2 separate regions of the Homo sapiens genome follow, and region 2 is linked to region 1. The links are chromatin loops, found by intact Hi-C in ENCODE. Cell type or tissue: mammary epithelial cell. All regions are shown on one strand. Each heading gives the region's core, and the rest is flanking DNA. Links, peaks and the distances in the headings are about the cores only. Region 1 overlaps CAMKMT (calmodulin-lysine N-methyltransferase). Region 2 has its middle 33 kb from the start of SIX3-AS1.

Region 1 (7,652 bases), core at 1,408-6,407:
AAGAACCCTCAACCCAGTAGAAAAAAATTAGGACACGAATACACATGACAGCAACGCCAGGCAGACCAAGTGAGGAAACAGTGGATAGCCCTGGAAATCTCTTTGGACTATGGTTTCATCTTGCACAACCCTAACAGGGTGGCTTAGTTCATGAAATTCACTTACAGACAAGAGTGGATACCTGCATATATGTAATGACACTACCAAGTCCAACCAAGGTTTAAAGTGTTATCAGCTTGGGCCGGGTGTGGTAGCTCACGCCTGTAATCCCAGTTCTTTGGGGGGCCAAAGCAGGTGGATCACCTGAGGTCAGAAGTTCAAGACCAGCCTGGCCAACATGGTAAAACCCCATCTCTATTAAAAATATAAAATTAGCTGGGCATGGTGGCACATGCTTGTAATCTCAGCTACTCGGGAGGCTGAGGCAGGAGAGAATCGCTTGAACCTGGGAGACTGAGCTGAGATCGTGCCACACTGCACTCCAGCTTCCTGGGTGACAAGAGCAAAACTCTGCCTAAAAACAAACAAACAAACAAACAAAATGTGTTATCAGCTTGGCAAATAATAGCAATGCAGGCCTTTATTCACTCTGAGAAAAGTTCTAGGCCATGTGTGGTGGCTCACGCCTGTAATAACAGCACTTTGGGAGGCCGAGGCAGGTGGATCAGTTGAGGTCAGGAGTTTGAGACTAACCTGGCCAAGGTGGTGAAACCCCGTTTCTATTAAAAATACAAAAATTAGCCGGGCATAGTGGCGCGCTCCTGTAATCCAGCTACTTGGGAGGCTGAGGCAGGAGAATCGCTTGAACCCGGAAGGCGGAGGTTACAGTGAAATGAAATTGAGCCACTGCACTCCAGCCTGGGCAAGAGAGTGAGATTCCGTCTCAAAAAAAAAAAAAAAAAGTTCTGATCAACTAGTATGCTTTGAACCCCAACTGTATAAATAATATGAAACTAATGACTCTAAATAGGAACACTTTTACACTATTGGTGGGACTGTAAACTAGTTCAATCATTGTGGAAGACAGTTTGGCGATTCCTCAAGGATCTAGAACTAGAAATACCATTTGACCCAGCCATCCCATTACTGGGTATATACCCAAAGGATTATAAATCATGCGGCTATAAAGACATATGCACATGTATGTTCATTGCGGCACTATTCACAATAGCAAAGACTTGGAACCAACCCAAATGTCCATCAATGACAGACTGGATTAAGAAAATGTGGCACATATACACCACGGAATACTATGCAGCCATAAAAAAAGGATGAGTTCGTGTCCTTTGTAGGGACATGGATGAAGCTGGAAACCATCATTCTGAGCAAACTATCGCCAAAGACAGAAAACCAAACACCGCATGTTCTCACTCATAGGTGGGAACTGAACAATGAGAACACTTGGACACAGGGTGGGGAACATCACACACCAGGGCCTGTCATGGGGTGGGGGGAAGGGGGAGGGATAGCATTAGGAGATATACCTAACGTAAATGATGAGTTAATGGGTGCAGCAAACCAACATGGCACATGTATACATATGTAACAAACCTGCACGTTGTGCACATGTACCCTAGAACTTAAAGTATGGGGGATAATAATAAAAAAAAAGAAACTAATGACTATACTCTCCCTTGATATTATCATCTTTACTGTTTTACTGTGTCAGGAGCACAAATGGTAATATCTACATAAGGCAAAACAATAATACTATTAAAATAATATTGTAGAAGAAAATTTAATCACACTGAAAATATTCATAGTACATTTTGAAGTAAAAAAAGTCAGGTTATAAAACAGTACAGGTAGTATAATCCTTTTTTTAAGAAAGAAACAAAAATTTGTATATACACCTATGGGAAATACATCCCGAAGAGATAAGAGTAGATACCTCTAAGTTGTGGGATTGTAGGATTATTTTTATAACAATAATTTAAAAATTAATTCAATAAAAGTAAACCTTGTAAGTTTTAATTTAATCTCTCGGCCTTATTTTTCTCTTCCATAAAATAGGAATAACACTAGTTATGGCATAGGAGTTGGTTAGATCAAATAATGTAATGTCTGTTAAAAAAGAAAAAACCTTTACATATTGTGAAATACATACTTAGTTATCATTTTCTCCATATCTTACCACAAATACCACCAGTACTGAGAGAGTAAGGTCCTCTTGAGCAGGGGAGGCAGATGGGAATATGATATTAGGAGCACTGCTTTGGGCCGGGCACTGTGGCTCACGCCTGTAATCCCAGCACCTTGGAAGACCCAGGCGGGCAGATTACTTGAGGTCAGGAGTTTGAGACCAGCCTGGCCAACATGTTGAAACCCCGTCTCTACTAAAAATACAAGAATTAGCTGGGTGTGGTGGCAGGCATCTGTAATCCTAGCTACTCGGGAGGCTGAGGCAGAAGAATTGCTTGAACCCAGGAGATGGATGTTGCAGTGAACTGAGATTGTGTCATTGCACTCCAGCCTAGGTGACAGAGTGAGATTCTGTCTCAAAAAAAAGAGAGCATGGCTTTGAAGTCACGGCTTACTAGCTGTGTGACCTTAGGCAAGTTACCCAACCTCTCTAAGCCTTGGTTTCATCATTTGTGAAATAGAAATAATAATACTCACCTCCCAGGGATGTTGTGTGAATTAAATGAGTTAATACTTATATTCGGCATATAATGAAAGCTCATAAAGTGCTAGCTATTATTGTTGTTAATGGTTATGCTTCTGTTGTAATAATAATTATAATAAGCAAATGGATTAGAAAAGAAAGAAGGGTAAACAGAGACTGTGGATAGTGCCAAGAAAAATAGAATTCGTTTGTTGTAAAAACTGCTCTGGACCTGAAATTCTGATGTAGAACACAGAGTGGAATGGGAAGGGGGACATGGCTCTTAGCCCCTCTCACTGGCTCACCACTAGAGGACTTTCTACTCAAAGACAGCAGCTGGGTGGCAAGTTACAAAGCCCTTGGCAGAATACCCCAATAAACCTCCTACCCAGTTTCCAAGCATCAGCTTGATCTTCTATTTTCATTTCACACAAGTTCACCACCTGTCACAAGCAAGTCCACCACCACAACTGCTTCACACCATCACCATCACTTGGAATGGAGGCTCACTTTTTTCTCCCTCTTATATTCTCCAGCCCTGTCCATGGCTCACTTCCCTACCTGGCCATCGCCTAGTGATTTCCTTGACTTTTCCTGACCCATCCATGTCCTCAAAGACTCTTACAGACAATTCCACTTCCTTGTTCATTTAGCAGTATCAGATCTACTTTATTTTCTTTATCAGAAATGAGTGAGGGGATCCAATGTGACCAGATCTTAAGGTCCCTCATCAATGTCTTAAGTGCAACTTGCTCTAAACCCCATAATATTGTTGTCTATCTATAGCTTAAGCTGGCAGATTGAAAAACTCCTAATAAGAGATATCATTCACCTCCTGAAAAGGGAGCAGAACATGTTTGACAAAAAACTAGCTGAATTGATTGAGAGTAAATGGGAATATTAATAAAAAGGCCTACAGGTATGACTTAGAAGAATTATATTGGGAAATGTCACCAGGTTATCCCAAGTGAAAGCAACGAGGAAAAGAAAGTCACATGCTTATTTATCAATTCATAGTGATGAATAATAAGTAAACTGTATGTTCAGAATATATTTATCTATGTAAAAATCAAACACAAAGAAGGAAAGAAAAAGTGGAGATTAAGAAAGGAAAACAGTAATGGTAGTCTTGTGGAAGTACACATACTATAAACCACCAGCTAGATGGAGAATTCAGATAATCTATTTCTAAGTCTAGATACAAAACCATGATTTTGGTAAGACGTAGTAATGTTGAGGAGCTTCACCTCACCAGGAGTATGCTGCCAAGTTGGTAGGAACTTACAAAACACAGTATCAGAAAGGCTAAATTCCAGAATGCTGAGGCATGCAAGAAGAAAGAAAAAAAAATGATAAAGATTATAAGAAGGTTGTTTGGAATAAGAAGACAAACAAGAATGTTACAAAACCAGTGGTCAGGCCATATGACATAATAATAAAGGGTGACAGGAAGGCAGCTATACTTATCAATTCCTGTTTTGCTTAGATTTAATTTTCTCTCTGAAAATGGTAGAACAAGAATCAAAAAGAAAGACTCAAAGCCCCCATCTAAGGTGTAAGATAGTAGGAAAACAGCATGAAGTCACTTCAAGTGAATTCAACTTTTCAAGCTTAGACAAATTACACTCCAGGGTTCTGAAACAACTTGAGGGCAAGTGTGCAAAATCAATATTAGTAACTTTGAGACATCCCAAAGAATGGGGGAGCTGCCAGGGAAATGGAGATGGGCATAGGTAGGCTTTGTTCAGATGATTTTGAAGGATAAAATTAGATTAGGTTAACTATTGTCCAAAGAGCTTAAATATACCACCTCAAACTATATAATATTAGATATTAATAAATGAGAGCATGCTTTTTTCTTTTTAGACTGGTCAATCAGTCTATCATTAGAAGGATGCCACCTGCTGGGCACCGTGGCTCACGCCTATAATCCCAGCACTTTGGAAGGCCAAGGCAGGAAGATTGTTTGAGGCCAGAAGTTCGAGACCTGCCTGGGCAATATAGCAAGACACTGTCTCCAGAAAAAAAAAATTAAAAAATTAGCTGGGCATAGTGGTATGCTCCTGTAGTCCTAGCTACTTAGGTGGCTGAGTGGGAGGATCGCTTGAGCCCAGGAGTGAGCTATGATCATGCCACTGCACTCCAGCCTGAGCAACAGAGTGAGACCTTATCTCTAAAAGAAAATAAATTTTAAAAAACAAGTATGTTAGAGTATCTCTTAGTTCCAAGAAGACATTTAACTAAGCCTCAGATAGATTCTTATGGACAAGACTAAGAAAAACTGGCCAAGTCAGTTGATGGATGTCAATTTTTCCTAACAGAAACTCCCAGTGTGTTGTGTTTAGCTCTAGCCTATTCAAATATTTTACTGACAACTTGAAAAGCGACTTCAAAGGCAAACTTACACATTTCCCAATAGCCAAAGCAAGAGGGCTAGTTAATAATACAGATGATGAATAAAAACTTGAATTGACTTTGATTGGCATAAAATGAGTTTAAAAACCAATATTATTCAAAGTCAATATAAAAATGAGTTTAAAAACCAATATTATTCAAAGTCAAATGAAATTTTGCAGGCAAAAACATAGAGAAGCTTTTTTATCTTAAACAAAAAATTAGGTCCCATGTACAAATTGGACAAGACCTAGTTTGCTAGCAGTTCAAATAAAAAACTTGATTCTGAATAGTCATAAAATGCTTTATCATGAACCATTTATGTAAATTTAAATCAATAACTGTTTCAGGCATTGAGCTAGACTCTTTCCCCTCCTCCATAATTATCCTCCAGTAAGTAGATAGAGGGTTCAGCTCTACAGACATACTAGTCTGCTCAACTAGACCCTGTGTAAGACACATCTTTCAAAGGGATAACAGATTTGGTAGAGAAGAGGGTGAAAAATCTGAAGACCACATTAAAAAAAAAGTGGTTATGTAAAATAGAAATTCTTAGTTTGAAGAAATAAAGGTTTACAAAAGCCATGAGAGTTGTCATGAAATACTTGAAGGACTGTCATGAAAATAAGGTGGTGCTCTAGAGAGCAGAGCAAAGAATGTACATTATCACAGAGAGGAACACATAGGCTCTTGATGAAGAACATTTCTTCACACCTGCAACAGTTTAACTGTGTACCACCTCAAAAGGAATGCACTTCCTATTAGTGAAGATGCTCACAAGTCTGTGACAGATGCTCTCGGAGGAGTTCCTCAACTGAAGGGGAAGCTGCAATAGAGGACTATACAGTCCCTTCCAACACCATCATTTCATGATTCTGCAAATAGTGTGTCCTAATTAAAACAGCACCACCACTAAGTTGCATCCCTAATCCAAAAGTGTTCAAGTTGGATAGCTTTAGTGGATCTAAGCCTTTGAAGAACCATCTGTTGTAGAAACTGAGAATTAATTTTATTTTGGATTCTAGATAGATGATAGATAGATAGTTAGATAGACAGATAATGTCTGTCTGTTTATCTATCTATCTATCTATCTATCCATACATACATACACACACACACACACAGAGACACATTTTCCAGACTTTTATTTTAGGTTCAGGGGGTATGTATTCAAGTTTGTTACATGAGTAATTCAAGTGTCACTAAGGTTTGGTGTACGAATAATCCCATCACCAAGGTAGTGAACATAATACCCAATAGTTAGTTTTTGAACCCTCACCTCTCTTCCACATCCCACCCCAGGAGTCCCAAGTGTCTATTGTTCTCATCTTTGAGTCTGTGTGTACTCAACGTTTAGCTCCCAGTTATACGTGAGAACATGTGACATTTGATTTTCTGTTCTGGCATTAATTTGCTTAGGATAATGGCCTCCCACTGCATCCATGTTGCTGTAAAGGACATGATTTCCTTCTTTTTTATGCCTGTGTAGTAGTCCATGGGGCATATGTACCACAATTTCCTTATCCAATCCACCTCTGAGAATTAATTAATTTGTCTCTCTGAACTCTATCTATTGAAGATAGACTTCTGCCTTAGGAACTATCTTTTGAGGATACAACAGATGATAAAAGCATTTCCTGCATATTCCCATATATGTAAATTGGTCCACCCGAGGTCTAAACTTAGCAAGTACCAAGGAAACTGGGGCAATGCAATAGAGCTCTTAGAAAACCGACAATTATCCAGGCACAGTGGCTCACTCTCGTAATCTTACAACTTTGGGAGGCCAAGGCAGGAGGCTCACTTGAGCTCAGGAGTTCAAGATCAGCCTGGGCAACATTGCAAGATGCCATCTCTACAAAAAATTTAAAAAATTAGCTGAGTGTGGTGGTGGGTACTCAGGAGGCTGAGGCAGAAGGATCACTTGAGCCCAGGAGTTCGAGGCTGCAGTGAGCTATATTGACATCACTGCACTCCAGCCTGGATGACAGAGCAAGATCTCATCGAATGAATGAATGAATGAATGAATGAATGAATGAATGAATAAATAAATAAATAAAACTCACAATAGTATTGCAGTTGATCATCCCTGGGTGAAACTCATTATGTAAGTTTTCCTTTAATGCCAATCAGGGTCCTGATAACAGATATTTTAAACTGACTGACATGCGCAGTGGGGAGTGGAGACCAACCTAAATTGATACAGAGCAGAGAGCAATGGTTAATCTTAAACTTCCTTCTTTGTCTATTCCTTATATTTTAAAAACAGCAACATGAAATTAGAAAAATGTAGAAAATAAAAAAAAGTGACTTAAAAATACTTTCTCCACAAAAAGTGATCACCTCCCGGTAACAAGAAAATGGACAAGGACTCAGAAATATGGTGCTAACCATTCTTCTATTTATTTAGAAACCTTTTTTTCTCAAGCTTCTCTAAAGAGATTATTACTGTTGTTACTGTTTCTATTTTACACATAGAAGAAGGGAGGAAGGAAAGAAGGGAAGGAGGGAGGAAAGAAGGAAGAAATAAGTTAATTGACTTGTTCAAGACATTCCCTCAGGTCAAGATGAGGAGCAACATCACCAGACCATTCCACTAATATTCCCCTTCCTCAAAAAAGGACTGCCCTCTAAACAAAGAAACCAACCAATG
Region 2 (7,652 bases), core at 1,783-6,782, 410 kb before region 1:
ACACCTTCCTCTGCTCCAGTGGCCCCATACCAGCACTGTCTCTCTACTTCCCTGTCAATCTCTGTCATTTTGGCCTGGCCACACTTCTCCTCCCTCCTTTTCCAACTCATCCCAATCTTGCTTACACCTAAATCTCCTAACTCTCCCAGAACTGGGCATCTGAAAATAGCTCACTCAGTATCTCCAGCTATGCAAAAGAGGGCCTGATTATGTCTTCCTTAAAGATTGCTACTGGCTGTTGCCTGAACAGAGGAGTGGGTGCCTAGTCAGAGAAGAGAGATGGTTTCTTCCAGCAAGCCTTCCCTAGAACAGTTCAAATCTTTCTGGCATATTTCTTTGCCAGAAAAAGTCTGGAACTTGTTTTGACTTTGTCCTTCCCCTCTCCTGTGTGTGTTGAGACAAGTCCCCCAAACCTATGGCTTTGAGTGCAACCCCCATACTTCTACATCTTCCCGCTTCTCAACCCACCCACCCTTTGTGGATGGTGCCAGGGAAGCACACTGATGCTTTGTTTAAGAAGTGGGAGGAACTGGCAGTGTCAACTCCTCAATGTCTTGCATTCAGATGTGTTAATCCTTTTATTTGCTCTGTGTCCTTAGGCAAGTCGCCTAACCTTTCTGGGCTTAGGATCAACATATCCTGGTGGAGGGAGGAAATGGTTGCTTCATTTTCCTGAGTGTCTAGAAGGAGCGAGAGCAGATTCAGTTTAATCACCGCAAAGAGGGGTCATTAAAGTTTAGAGAGAATGATAGCGATGTCACTAGACCCAAGGTTCACAATGCTTCCCTGCACCCTCTTTCCTATCCAGCCATCCTTGATACCTGCCTCATAAAAGAAACAGAAGACGTAACCCTTAGGCATTCTGTACAGGGAAGATAGGCTTAAAAACAAAAATGACAGCATATGTGACAAGCACTACTCTGGCCTTATGGAAAAGCACTCCAGGTGCAGGTGAGTGAGTGACCAACTCCTCCTGGAGTGGGGTAGCTGGGCCCAGATGTGATTTGCACACTGGCTGAGCACAGCGGGCTGAGGGAAGGGAAGGATACGGAAGGGACGCCATGCATTAAGGGATAGTGTGCCATTCACCAAACTGGGGCATTCAGGAGGAGAAGCAGGTTTCCCACAAAGGATGAGGAAAAAAATAGTCAGTGTGAATGTAGACATGCTAGGTCATAGAAATGGGAGGCTACAGCTGGAAGACCACAGCCCAAGAGCGTCTGAACCCAATGAACCCAATGCATTCTTTTTTTTTTTTTTTTGAGACGGAGTCTCACTCTGTCACCCAGGCTGGAGTTCAGCAGCGCTATCTCAGCTCACTGCAACCTCCACCTCCTGGGTTCAAGCAATTCTCCTGCCTCAGCCTCCCATGTGGCTGGGACTACAGGTATGTGCCACCACACCTGGCTAATTAGTTTTGTATTTTTAGCAGAGATGGAGTTTTGCCATGTTGGCCAGGCTGGTCTCAAACTCCTGACCTCAGGAGATCTGCCTGCCTCAGCCTCCCAAAGTGCTAGGATTACAGGCGTGAGCCACCGCACCCAGCTTCCAATGCATTCTTGAGGGAAGTATGTGCCCAAAGGACAAGCAAGAATAATAACCATAATCTTTGTCATAATGATGATGATAACTACAATAGTAACCTGCATTGACTGAGCACTTACTAAGTGCCAGGCAGTTGCTTCGTGTCTTGATTTGTTGTTTAATCTTCATAACAAACCCATAAGGTGGATATTGTTGCCTTCATTTTACAGATAGGAAAACTGAAGTACCAAGGGAATGTGTAACAAAGCTCATTATCACATACCACTATGTGCCCAAACCCTGACATGGTGCCCTCGTGGGCCAGGTGGGACAGACTCCGTTTACTCCCGGCTAATGACCACAGCACCACGAGCCACCATGGGCCAAACAGTCACTATGCCTGTCCCCTCCCAAATTGGTTGTGAGCTTCAGTAGCTCCAGTGGTGAGAAACAGGTCATCTAGTAAGAAACAATCAAGGTCCACAGCTGAGCAGGCCCAGGCTGCAGGCCCACGCCCGCCTCACCTGGCCAAGGGTGTGTGAGCCGCCAACAAGCAGGGAGGCTGAGGAGGCAGCCGAGGGAGCAGGAGGCGGCCTCTCCCCCACCAGAACTGGCCCGGCTCCTCCCACCCCAATTCCGCTTATTTAGACCCCTCTTTCTACTTGATTAGGGAATTCCATGTCTAGGCCAGGATCCTGACCCACTACTGAAGGGGACTGGAGAAGGGGTAGAGAGGCGGGAACAGAGAGGAGCCTCAACATCCTCCCGCCCCCGGCTTCTGCTCTTTCTCCTGTTAACTCACCGGGTTGAATACACAAGTCCGGGAGCCTGACATCACCGCTACTTCCACCTCCAGGGAGGAGTCTTGCTGCGCATGTGTGTGCGTGTGTGTGCGTAGGGGTTGGGGAGGTCCCCACCACAACTTACCTCTGTTTTTCCCTGAGCTCTGGCCCCAGATCAGTTCACAGATATGCTGGACACACGGCTGAAAGTTAGGCAGCAACCAGGACAGCTGGATCCAGAATCCCGGAGGGGCCAGGCTGAGGAGCTTTCTGCCTCCAGGGCCTGAGAGGCGGGGCTTAGCCAGGGCTGGGGGCTGCATAGTTCCACACCAGCCAGGGTCTTGCCCACAGCCCAGCAGCTCCTCTCTGAAGCACTGGAATCCCGCTCACCCCCTCCCAGCTCAGGAAGTCCCTTAGGTAACTCTAAATATAAAGACCATCTTCTCCCTCTGCTTTTACCTCCCAGTTTGAGCAAATAGGAAGCTGCTGCTGCTGCTGCTGCTGCTGCTGCTATTAGAAAAGTGATTTTGTAGCGACTCTTGTTTACACAAAACTTTTGTCAAGAGTCCTAGAATCTTAACTTCTTTCAGCCTCAGTTTCCTCACCTGTAAAGTGGGACTAATCGCTTAAATGGGATAATACATGCAAAAAGTTATCTTAGTCCCCTCAGGCTGCTATAACAAAATGCCAACCTTACGAACAACAGAAATTTATTTCTCAGGGACCTGAAACTGGCAAGTCCAAGATCAAGGCACTGGCAGATTCGACGTCTTGTGAAGGATCCCTTTCTGGTTCATCACATGGTGGAAAGGGCAGGAGATCTCTCTGGGGTCTCTTTTATAAAAGCACTAATCCCATTTATGAGGGTTCTGTCCTTGTGACCTAATCACCTCCCAGAGGCCCCACTTCTTAGTACAATCACACTGGTGATTAGGTTTCAACAGATGAAATTGGGAAGGTCAGCCGGGCACCGAGGCTCAAGCCTGTAATCCCAGCACTTTGGGAGGCCAAGGTGGGTGGATCACCTGACGTCAGGAGTTCAAGTACAGGCTGGCCAACATGGTGAAACCCTATCTCTACTAAAAATACAAAAAAATAGCTAGGTGTGGTGGCACGCACCTGTAGTCCCAGCTACTCAGGAGGCTGAGGCAGGAGAATCGTTTGAACTGGGAGGCAGAGGTTACAGTGAGCCAAGATCGCACCACTGCACTCCAGCCTGGGTGACAGAGCAAGTCTCCGTCTCAAAAAAAAAAAAAAAAAAAAAAAGAAAGAAAGAAAGAAAGAGAAAGAAAAAGAAAAAGAAACTTGGGAGGTCACAAACATTGAGACCATAGCAAAAGCCTAGCACAGAACATAACTCCACAACTGCCGGCACTCAGCAGAGTCTGGTGTTTCTCCCTTCCTCCTCCACACCCTTCTCAGCACTGGGACTAGGAGAGGAGAAGGACCAAGCCACCTCCGGCAAAACAGGCCCCTGTGGCTGTGGCTGGACTGAGATTCTGTGGTCAGGTCTAGGCAAGGGACACCTTAGACCAAAATGGGGTTCTAGAACGAAGAGTTTCCAAAGCTCAGGATGTTACACGAAAACAGAATGCCTCAGAGTGACTGAATGCTGGTCTTTAATTCAAGGGGTACCTCACTACTTCTAGGAATGGGATGGGATTCATCCTGAGGAAGCCCCAGGGGTAGATAAGGGACCCATAGAGGGCGCTATAGGAACAGACTTTGAGTCAGGAAGAAAGAACTCTTCAGAGGTGAGTCCAGAGATGGCTGGGCTGGTTTGGAAGTGACGAGTTCTCAGTCACTGGAGGTGATCAGGCAGAGGCTGGGTGAGCTCAAGAGGATTTGGGACTGGAAGAGGTACTAGAGTAAATGACTTTCACCTTCCCTAATCTGGGGCTTCTGAGTCTATCAAAATAGGTAACTGCCAAGAGGTATGATTTGAGGACCCTTCACCCCAAATCTCTCTTTTGTCCATTACCGGTGCCTGACATTCCCCGGTTATAGATGCATTGCTTTGGGTTAAGACACTGTCTCTTGCAAAATACCAGGCTTCCTGGTTGGTGTCACCCTGGTTCATCAGAGACCTGATCTTGGACTTTCCAGCTACCAGAACGGTGAGTGAGCCAAATATACTACTTTTCTTTATCACCCAGGCTCAAGTATTCTGATATGGCAGCAGAAAATGGACTAAGATAGATGTCAAATTTTTTGTAATATATATTTCACAATAAAAAATTACACCCTCCAGCGCTGGGGATTCAGAGAGGATCAGTGAGGGAGGCTACAGATTCTGTTTCCACAGATACAGCCCGCTGGCCCTTTGCCATGGATACCTGTGCACTGCCCACCCCCTTCCTCCATGCCTGCAGTGGTGGCTGGGCCCCGGGACCTACATGCATGGGGGAAGGGTGCTAGTAGGGCTTAAGGGAAGGAGCTCCAAGGCTTGCTGAGTGAGAGGCTCAAATATCCAGTAGCTCCACTTAGGACTGAACACAGGGGCATGGAGATATAGAAAGCTAGTTGGAGTGATGGCTGAGTGAAGCAGTGGAGTTGCCAGGAGCCTGAGGGCACACCGGGGGCAACCGGAAGGGGAGGAGTAGGAAGCTCACTAGGGGCAACAATCCTGAAAGTATCCTCCCATTAGAAAGGGGCTTCATTGTCCAAACGAGCATCCTGTGGTCAGCGGCAGCTGCAGAGTTCTCGTGGAGAAGGAGCTTAGAGCAAGCACTCTTTGGGTACGTAAACAATAGGACATTTCGTGCCCCCACTGCTCCTGGAAAAAGCAGCAGGCTTTGCTCCGTGATGCAAGGAGGAAACAGCAGGGAGACTGCTTCTGAGTCGGTAGAAGGAAGAACTTTCTAGCACAGATGCAGATGGACTGGGCTTCCTTGAAAGGTGATCAGTTTCCCATCCCAAAGGTGTTCCAAGATAAGCTGTCCTCTGCAGATTCAGAGCTCCCTGTATGGGAGAGTGGGAGGAGATCCCCTGAAGAGGAGGTATTGTGTAAAGGAGTGGCCGCTGCTTTTCAAAGATGCCACTAATCCTCACAGGAGACTATCTGGCCCAGGGCACTAGATAATCCCAAATTGTCATTCTGGAGTTTCCTTTCATCCTGAAGCCTGGCGTGAGGGGCCAGGCAGCAGAGCCCACTCCCTGACACTTCCTGGAGAGAGTGTCAGGTGGGGGCACAGACTGGCTTTCTGTTCCTTTGCCTGAAATGCTAGGGTGGAGAGAAGACTGGCAGGAGGATGGGAACAGAGAGACATGGCATGTCACCCTCACCCTCTCAAAGGGCTACTTCAGAACCTAAGAGCTGGTGGCCCTGGACTGGGCTGGGCTGGAGTGGGAGGACTCTGGGCTCCCAGTATGTGGCAGGTATGAGGTCAGCCCACCCCACAGGCAGGATGTGTCCTGGGCCAGATGACGTGGGCAGTTTTTGCAGCCTCTATCCTTGGGGCTGAAGAATGGACTCTCATGAGAGAGCTGCATTTTTTTTTTTTTTTTTGAGACGGAGTCTAGCTCGGTCCCCAGACCAGGCTGGAGTGCAGTGCAGTGGCACCATCTTGGCTCACTGCAACCTCTGCCTTCCAGGTTCAAGTGATTCTCCTGCCTCAGGCTCCCAAGTAGCTGGGACTACAGGTGTGTACCACCACACCCAGATAATTTTTGTATTTTTAGTAGAGACGGGGTTTCACCATGTTGGCCAGGATGGTCTTGATCTCTTTTTTTTTTTTTTTTTTTTTTTGACACGGAGTCTGGCTCTGTCAACCCAGGCTGGAGTGCAGTGGTGCTATCTCAGCTTACTGCAAGCTCCGCCTCCTGGGTTCATGCCATTCTCCTGCCTCAGCCTCCCAAGTAGCTGGGACTACGAGCAGCTGGGACCACAGGCGCCTGCCAACACACCCGGCTAATTTTTTTTTTTTTTTTGTATTTTTAGTAGAGACGGGGTTTCACTGTGTTAGCCAGGATGGTCTCGATCTCCTGACCTCGTGATCCACCCGCCTTGGCCTCCCAAAGTGCTGGGATTACAGGCATGAGCCACTGTGCCCAGCCGGTCTTGATCTCTTGACTTCGTGATCCGCCCACCTCAGCCTCCCAAAGTGCTGGGATTACAGATGTGAGCCACCACGCCCGGCCGAGAGCTGCATTTCTAAGAGGTTCTAGAGAGGACAGCACTCAGCCCCACAGGCTTGAGTGATCCCCCATGGTGGGATTGAAGGTGGGATTGGCAGGTTAGATGAGGGCATCTTTGGGGACAGAGGAGTTTTCTGGCACTTTTTCACCCCATCTCGCTCCCTGTCCCACCTGGGGACTCATTTAGCCTACAGAACAATCACTGGTACTGCCAGTCAGCACTTCCCCAGGCAGGAAGGTCTGGGTATACTTGAAGGTCCCAGATCGGCTGCACATGAGAATCACCTCCAACGCATGTTAAAAACACAGACCCTTAACTGTGAAGCTCCCTTGCTTCAAGGAGCATCTCAGTAAAAGCACAGAATCCTATAGCAAGTGAATACATCTAGGAACAAGAGCTGAGATGGGAGAGTGCCATCCCTGCTGGAGATCTTGCCTGGGAGGGTTAAGGATCGGGTGGCAGTGAGAGGGTCGTGCATTCCGGGCTTCATGGGCGTCCCACATTGAGCACTTACGGGCATGTGCAAGCTGCCGAGGACACACGGACGGATGGCAGAGCTACACGTGCAGCCTCATGAGACAGCCAGCAAACCGTCTGATGATCTCTCCAGTTGTCTGGGCTCCAAAAATGGCCCATGAGTCACCACTGCAAGGCCCCCAGAGCCTGGCAGACAACCACACTCAAGCCAAGCTCCAGAGATGGCCTTGGGGAGAATCTGACTTTCTGGGGGCCCTTCCCCAGGCTCTGCTGGAACCTTCGCCACACCTTGCTTCAGCCGCTCCTCAGTGTCTATGGCTGGGTCACCGCCCAAGCTGATGCGTGTTTAGAAAACCCAACAGGGGGTGTTTTCTCCTGGTGACAGGCAGAGACAAGGGGGAGCTCAAGTGAGCTGTCACCTCAGAGGATGCGCAGACCTGCCTCCAGTCACACATCACCTGATCCCCAGGTCAAAGGCAGAGGTCAAAAGGGGTCCAGGGAATCATCTGACAGCTCAAGCCGGGGGACAATACCGAGCACCAGCAGAACAGTGTCCTGCCTGCAGATTCCCCACCGTGGGGAATGCAGGGGGCCGGAAGGAGCAGAAAGGCCCTGTCTCTAAACCTGGGACCTTTTCCTCAGGGCAGAATTGCTTTAATCTGCGAGTAGCTAAGCAAAGATGCCCCTCCATCAGACTCTGGTTGACTGTAGATTCTTAGCCATGATAATCT

What was found. Peaks named below come from ENCODE experiments on the same cell type or tissue, not always from the same donor. Only the 100,000 strongest peaks of a DNase experiment are listed, where the experiment ranks them.
Region 2: a loop joins it to region 1, with 9 times the contacts of the local background. A loop is called at or near these places in 1 of 110 quality-filtered maps.

The regions. Positions count from the first base shown.
Region 1 is chr2:44,557,427-44,565,078 of GRCh38, reverse strand. All of the region lies in intron 3 of CAMKMT (calmodulin-lysine N-methyltransferase), which reads right to left. Among named protein-coding and RNA genes, the nearest start is that of CAMKMT, 200 kb to the right of the region's middle. In mammary epithelial cell, for the core only: a CTCF peak has its summit at 4,499 (motif pointing left); no DNase peak of the experiment used is centred there; H3K27ac peaks cover 377 bases.
Region 2 is chr2:44,970,614-44,978,265 of GRCh38, reverse strand. No RefSeq gene overlaps it. Among named protein-coding and RNA genes, the nearest start is that of SIX3-AS1, 33 kb to the right of the region's middle. RefSeq lists enhancers at 1,563-2,338, 2,339-3,114, 5,067-5,934. In mammary epithelial cell, for the core only: a CTCF peak has its summit at 3,997 (motif pointing right); a DNase peak (open chromatin) is centred at 4,045.